Regions from separate parts of the Homo sapiens genome. Here region 1 is linked to region 2. Evidence: read pairs that join two places in POLR2A ChIA-PET (ENCODE). Cell type or tissue: PC-3. All regions are shown on one strand. Each heading gives the region's core, and the rest is flanking DNA. Links, peaks and the distances in the headings are about the cores only. Region 1 overlaps LOC105378771 (a long non-coding RNA gene). Region 2 has its middle 27 kb from the start of ROR1.

Region 1 (2,911 bases), core at 253-2,752, 68 kb after region 2:
GTTCCCATGAGAAGGGCATGACACCCAAGCACCAAACATACTTAATTTGTTAGAGAATTAGCAACCTACTCAAGGTGAGAAAACACAGTCATCCATAATGAATAAGACAAAGTTTGAGTGGATGGTTTAATTGTCTCCTGAGATAATGAAGAAATAAGAAACATTTAGACAAAATGGGTAAAGCTGTTGTCTTATTCTATTTGTGTTGCTATAAAGGTATATCTGAGACTGGGTAATTTATTTTTTTTAAAGAGGTATATTTGGCTCTCAGTTCTGCAGGCTGTACAGGAAGCATGGTGTCAGCATTTGCTTCTGGTGAGGACTTCAGGCTGCTTCCACTCATGGTGGAAGATCAAGGATAGCCAGTGTGTGCAGAGATCACATGGTGAGAGGAGAAGCAAAAAGAGAAGGGAGGTGGCAGCCTCTTTTTTAGCAACCAGATTTCTCAGGAACTAACAGACTGAGAACTCACTCATCACCGTGAGAACAGCATCAGCCTGTCATGAGGGATCTGCCCCCATGACCCAAATACCTTCCATTAGGTCCCACTTCCAACACTGGGGACCGAATTTCATTGTGAGGCTTGGAGGGGTCATAGCAGCAAGACTTTAGGAAGAGTGCTGAGGGGTACAGAAGAAGGAAACCTGGATGGCGTCACAGATGTGAGTTCTCATGCTTGCTCTGCCACTAACCTTGATCATATCAAGGGTGTCCTTGGTACAATCCACTTTCTCTTTTTGATCCACTCTTGCCTCATCTTTGAAATGCAAATGCCCTCCCAGTTCTAGCCATCTATGATGATAAGGTGGCCCTGGAAGCTTCAGCCTTATGTGACAGGATTGGATGCTGGTAGAGAGGTTGAAAGCAGAGAATCTGCTGGGAGATCTGAAATGGGATGGGCCTGAAGGCGGGCAAGGGCAGTGGAAGTTGGAAGGACTCCTTATGCCCACAGGTGTCCATGTAGATGCTATAGGAAGGCACAGACAAAAAAGCAAGATTTGAGCTCTCTTCTTGAGGGGCTATCAGATCCCTTTGTTCTAGGCTGGGAAATAGGAGCATCTCTTCCTGGACACTGAACATCTTGTGGTTTCCCTGACTCACTGTCTTCTTAATTCCCAGTATTTAATAAGCTCCTCCCTCTGCCTGGAACTCTTTTTCCACTTCTCTTAACAGTTCTGGCGGTGCCAGGTAAAATCCAGGACACTCAGTTAAATTTAAATAATGGAATTATTTTTAGCATTATTTGGGACTTCCTTATGTTAAAAAAATTATTTGTTGTTTATCTGAAATTCAAGTATAACTGGGCATTCTGTATCTTTATTTGAAAAATTTGGCAACCCTATTTTATTTTATTTTATTTACTTTTAAATTTTATTTATTTATTTAATTTGAGACAGAGACTCACTTGCTCTGTTGCCCAGGGTGGAGTGCTGTGGTGCAATCTCGGCTCACTGCAACCTCCCTCTCCCGAGTTCAAGCCATTCTGCCTCAGCCTCCCGAGTAGCAGGGATTACAGGTGTGCACCACCATGCCTGGCTAATTTTTGTATTTTTAGTAGTGATGGGTTTTCGCCATGTTGGCCAGGCTGGTCTTGAACTCCTGGCCTCAAGCGACCCGTCCACCTCTTGCCTCCCAAAGTGCTGGGATTACAGGAGCGAGCCACTGTGCCTGGCCTGCAACTTTATTTTAAACTTGTCAACTCCTGCTTTTACCCTAGACCCTGCCAGGTATCACTGCCTCCATATCTTCCCTGACAGCCCTATTTCCCCTTCCCCAAGGCTGGATTAGATGCCCCTTTTCTGTGCTTCCACAGCCATCTGTATGCACCTCTTTCATTTAACTATAATTGTATTTTCTTTCCCTCACCAGACTGAGGCTCCTTAAGGGCAGAGACTATGTCCCGTTCACCACTGCATTCCCCAGCTGGTATATAAATATTTGATGAAGGGAGGAGGGAAGAAAGGCAGGCAGGCAGGCAGGCAGGCAGGCAGGCAGGCAGGCAGGCAGGCAGGCAGGCAGGCAGTTAATTTCTTTGAGAAAGGATTACCTAGAAAAAAGGGTAATCTTTGTCCAGTGAAAAAAGGGTAATCCACTGGCATCCTTGTCCAGTGACCAGCATGCCCTCCACATGATCCCAAATACAGCAGTGAACATACAGTAGCCATTCAAGAATTGCTTGTTACTTTATCCTGCCAGTTAAGATAATTAGAATGCCTAGGTCTCCATGTGAGACCATGAGTTAAAATTCTTTGCAACCAGGTCCAGGAGCAGGCCAGGTTTTGCTCTGGGGGCAAAACCAAAGAGAAGTGTCCTAAATCTCCTTAACAAGAGAGGCCTGAAGTGGTGTGTCAGCAGAGGGGGCCTCTGGAACTAAGAGAGTCAGAAAGTCAGGAAGAGAACAATGGAGGGGGGCTGCATATGAGTGCAGGGGAGCTGATCTGAATGGATACTGGAGACTACTCGCAATGGGGCATACAGGAGTTACTGGCACTACAAGAGCTAGATGAGTTGGAAGCATTAAAGGTACTACTTTATGACCAGAGTCAAGCCTTGTTCCCAGCAACACTGAAGCACCACGACACAGGGAAGGTCCATTCTTCACCTATGGTTTCTCTCTACTCCATTAGTGTTCTTGTCCTCCTCCTATCAGATCCCCTTTGTTCCCTGCTACAGCCCTGTTGTCAAGGAAGGAAACTGTCTGCTGCCCTCCTTCACATAAAGGGTAGGGCCTCGTGCAATCATTTGCCTGCTAGCTCTTAGATCCACTCGCCACCCTTCTCCTGCCCTATGCTGAGTCTCATGGGCTGTCTGGGCAAACACTTCTCAGGCTCCTTATCCACAGGATGCTGGCTGAGTTCAGCTAATCAGAGACACTGGAGGGACATGGAGAGCAAGAGCTGGGAAGGCTGGG
Region 2 (2,911 bases), core at 190-2,689:
TACAGTCTCTGTGATTTCATGTTCTTATCTGTGTAAACGGGACAGGTCACACTAGTACCTACCTTGTAAGACTGTTGTGAGGTGTAAATAAACAAATGCACTTAAGATGCTAAGGCCAGTGTCTGGCACACATAAGAAACCATTGTACATGTTAGCTGTTGAGATTGTCCTCTTGGATGACTCTCTTTCCTTCAGCAAATCCCTAGTCTGTAATTGCAAACAATTGTAAGACCACTTTGGAATATATTCCCACTGCCTTCAAACCCATGTCAAAGGAGACGGCCCTCATGATTGTCACCTCACTCACCTTTGACTTGAGATTTTGATCCCATCTGTTCTGATAAGTGTGCTATAATTGTCTCAACTAACTTTGCAGATTGGTGGTGCCAGGATTCCTCTCTGAAGCAAAACGCCAGTAGCAAGTGCTGAGCCAGCTCTGGGATGGACAGCAGGAGTTGGCAAGGCTAGCCAGAGTCAGCTGAGGCTTGCACCGCAGGGCCCTGTGGAGTCCAAGTTACAATTTAAAGATCTTGGACCTCCTGAAAGGCACAGAGAGGAGAATGCTCCCTGGCTGACAGTGGGACTCCTCCCCAAGACTCTTCCAAGAGAGAGCTGCCTGGAGGGTGACGTAAGGTATGGCATAGAGTTACAACAATTCCGAGCCCCTAAATCTTGTGTTCCGACCCCTCGGCTGAGCTCCACACACAGCTGGTCTTCTGGCTGTGCCTGCTTCCATCACTGATTCCTGCTTAAAGCACATGTTTTCTGCTCTGCAAGTGCACTCAGTGCATCTGGGAATGCACGAAAGCTCCTGCCTCCAGCCTCTCAAGATACTAAACACACCTTACAAACATGTGTCTTTCCATTGTCAAAGAATGCAGCATGGAATGTTTGGGACATATGGTTTAAAAGAAGCCTCAGTCAACAATACCAACTAAAAAACCACCTTACTGAGGTGGGGGCTCAATAAAGCATTTCTCCAGGCAGTCGCATGTAGGCCACACACTCATCTTCCACACTGGTTGAAAGCATCTAGAACCTGGTGCCACGGGCTCCTGAAGTCACCCAAGGCTAAGCAAAGCCATCTTCCTGAAACATTTATTTTATCTAAGGGAAGCAAAAATAAAAAGCTTCACCTTTACCTTAAGAATATAAAATATATTTAATATAAATGTGGCAATTAATATAACAAACTTCATAGTTCAAATGAAATTTTTAGATAAGACGCAAGATTTGGTAGTAAGTTTGCATCGGAGGTAGTAAGTTTGCTGCCATAAGGGGTGTTTCTACAGGAAAGCTTTAAACATGTTGGGCCTTACTCATGGTCTGAAGTGCAAGAGAGAAGGCGGCACCACAGAGCCGGAGTGCTGGGTGTGGGGTCCAGAGGCCTGCAGGTGGGCCTAGTCTCTGCCACCTCCTTACTGTGTGACCTCAGCACTCTTCTGGAAGGTCTAGCGGGAATGTTGGTCTAACAGAGATGTTAATCCTGGTCCCCTGTGCCTCCCAGGGCTGCTGTGAGAGTCAAATGAAACAATGCGTGTGAAAAGAGCCTTAGAAACGGCAGAGTGTTCCATAAATGTAAGTTCTTATGATTCAGCCTTGTTGTTTTTGGAAAGCCTCTTTCATTTTATAGATCGCATGTATTCTCCCCGCCTCCCATAGTCAGATCAAAAGTGTTTGCCTTTCCCTTCAGAGCGAGGAACCTCTGATCTGACACGAAGCAATGAAGTCACCAAGCTTCCTCTCACTCAGCTTTATGCCCCAGCCTTGGGAGAAGCATGCTCCCTGCCAGCCCACGCCACCTTGTTCTGAGGGGAAGTTAGTCACCACTGTCTGAATTTCATTATGCAGGTCTCCAGACAAGCAGAGGGGAAAAGTGCAAAGGAGCAGGTCAGCGTCTGAAATGTGAGAGGGTAGCAGTCTCTGAAGTGTATGGGAATGGGAGGAAACCTAATACTGCTCCCAAGGGGAGGGGGAGCATTGCATCATGTGGAAATAATTGCAGGCGGTCAGCACAGCTTGGGGTTTGGGGAGGCAGGATAGCCCACTGACCCACTTGCAAAAGGGTTTTGACACTTTTCTGTTGTAAAGGGTACTTGCATGGGGACACTAATACATCAGCCTGGGTGCCTGCAGGGACTAGAGATTAGAGCAGGTCCTAAGAGACTAGATTCTATGGGATTCTGCTTGCAGGTGGTTTGAACCCAAACTAGAATTCTGAAAGGAGCCCCAGAGTTGAGAACTGGAGAGGATGGGGCCCACGAATTAGTCAAAACTACCATTTATTGATGTATTATTTAATACATCCTAAGTACATACTTCAGTTGATCCTCACAATAACCCTATAGGTAGGAATTATCATCCCCATTTTATGTACAAAGAAACAGACTCAATGAGTTGAGCGACTTTTCTGAGAGCACACAGCTAGTAGGAGGCTGAGCCAGAGTGTGAATCCAAACCTGTGCAAATGCAGATTTCTTGATTGGAAACCCTTTGATACAACCGTCTTTAAGTAGAAAGAGGAGCCATGATGGGAATTGGGTGGAAAGCGAACCAAAGTGCAAACACAAAAGGAACAAAGGAGGAAGGTCTGGATTTCTGACATGTTGCTGACTTGCTCTGGGCTGGAGAAAACATGAGTATGGTTTCTTCTGTGTGTTTGTAATGTAAGCATTGGCCACCTTTCCCCAGTAGGTAACCAGTGGCCTTACTGCAGAGTTTCTGTGGGGCTGGGTGAGAGTGGGGCAGCCACTATTAGAAGGAAATGCAAAAGCCACAAGCATAAGAAAGAGGGCATGATAGAGGGGAGCAGACTTCCTGTCACTGATGAGATTTTCCTCTGGTGCTTTTGTCAGCTCTCTATTGCTACGATAATGCTACATAACAAACCATCCCAATGTCTAGTGTCTTT

What was found. ChIA-PET counts read pairs that join two places held together with the same protein. Peaks named below come from ENCODE experiments on the same cell type or tissue, not always from the same donor. Only the 100,000 strongest peaks of a DNase experiment are listed, where the experiment ranks them.
Region 1: POLR2A ChIA-PET joins it to region 2 with 5 read pairs; 2 of 35 experiments call an interaction of 5 or more read pairs at or near these places.

The regions. Positions count from the first base shown.
Region 1 is chr1:63,677,452-63,680,362 of GRCh38, reverse strand. The region is part of intron 1 of LOC105378771 (a long non-coding RNA gene); the gene reads right to left. Among named protein-coding and RNA genes, the nearest start is that of PGM1, 85 kb to the right of the region's middle. In PC-3, for the core only: no CTCF peak of the experiment used is centred there; no DNase peak of the experiment used is centred there.
Region 2 is chr1:63,745,296-63,748,206 of GRCh38, reverse strand. No RefSeq gene overlaps it. Among named protein-coding and RNA genes, the nearest start is that of ROR1, 27 kb to the left of the region's middle. RefSeq lists an enhancer at 1,635-1,929. In PC-3, for the core only: no CTCF peak of the experiment used is centred there; a DNase peak (open chromatin) is centred at 1,746; H3K4me3 peaks cover 355 bases; H3K27ac peaks cover 2,500 bases.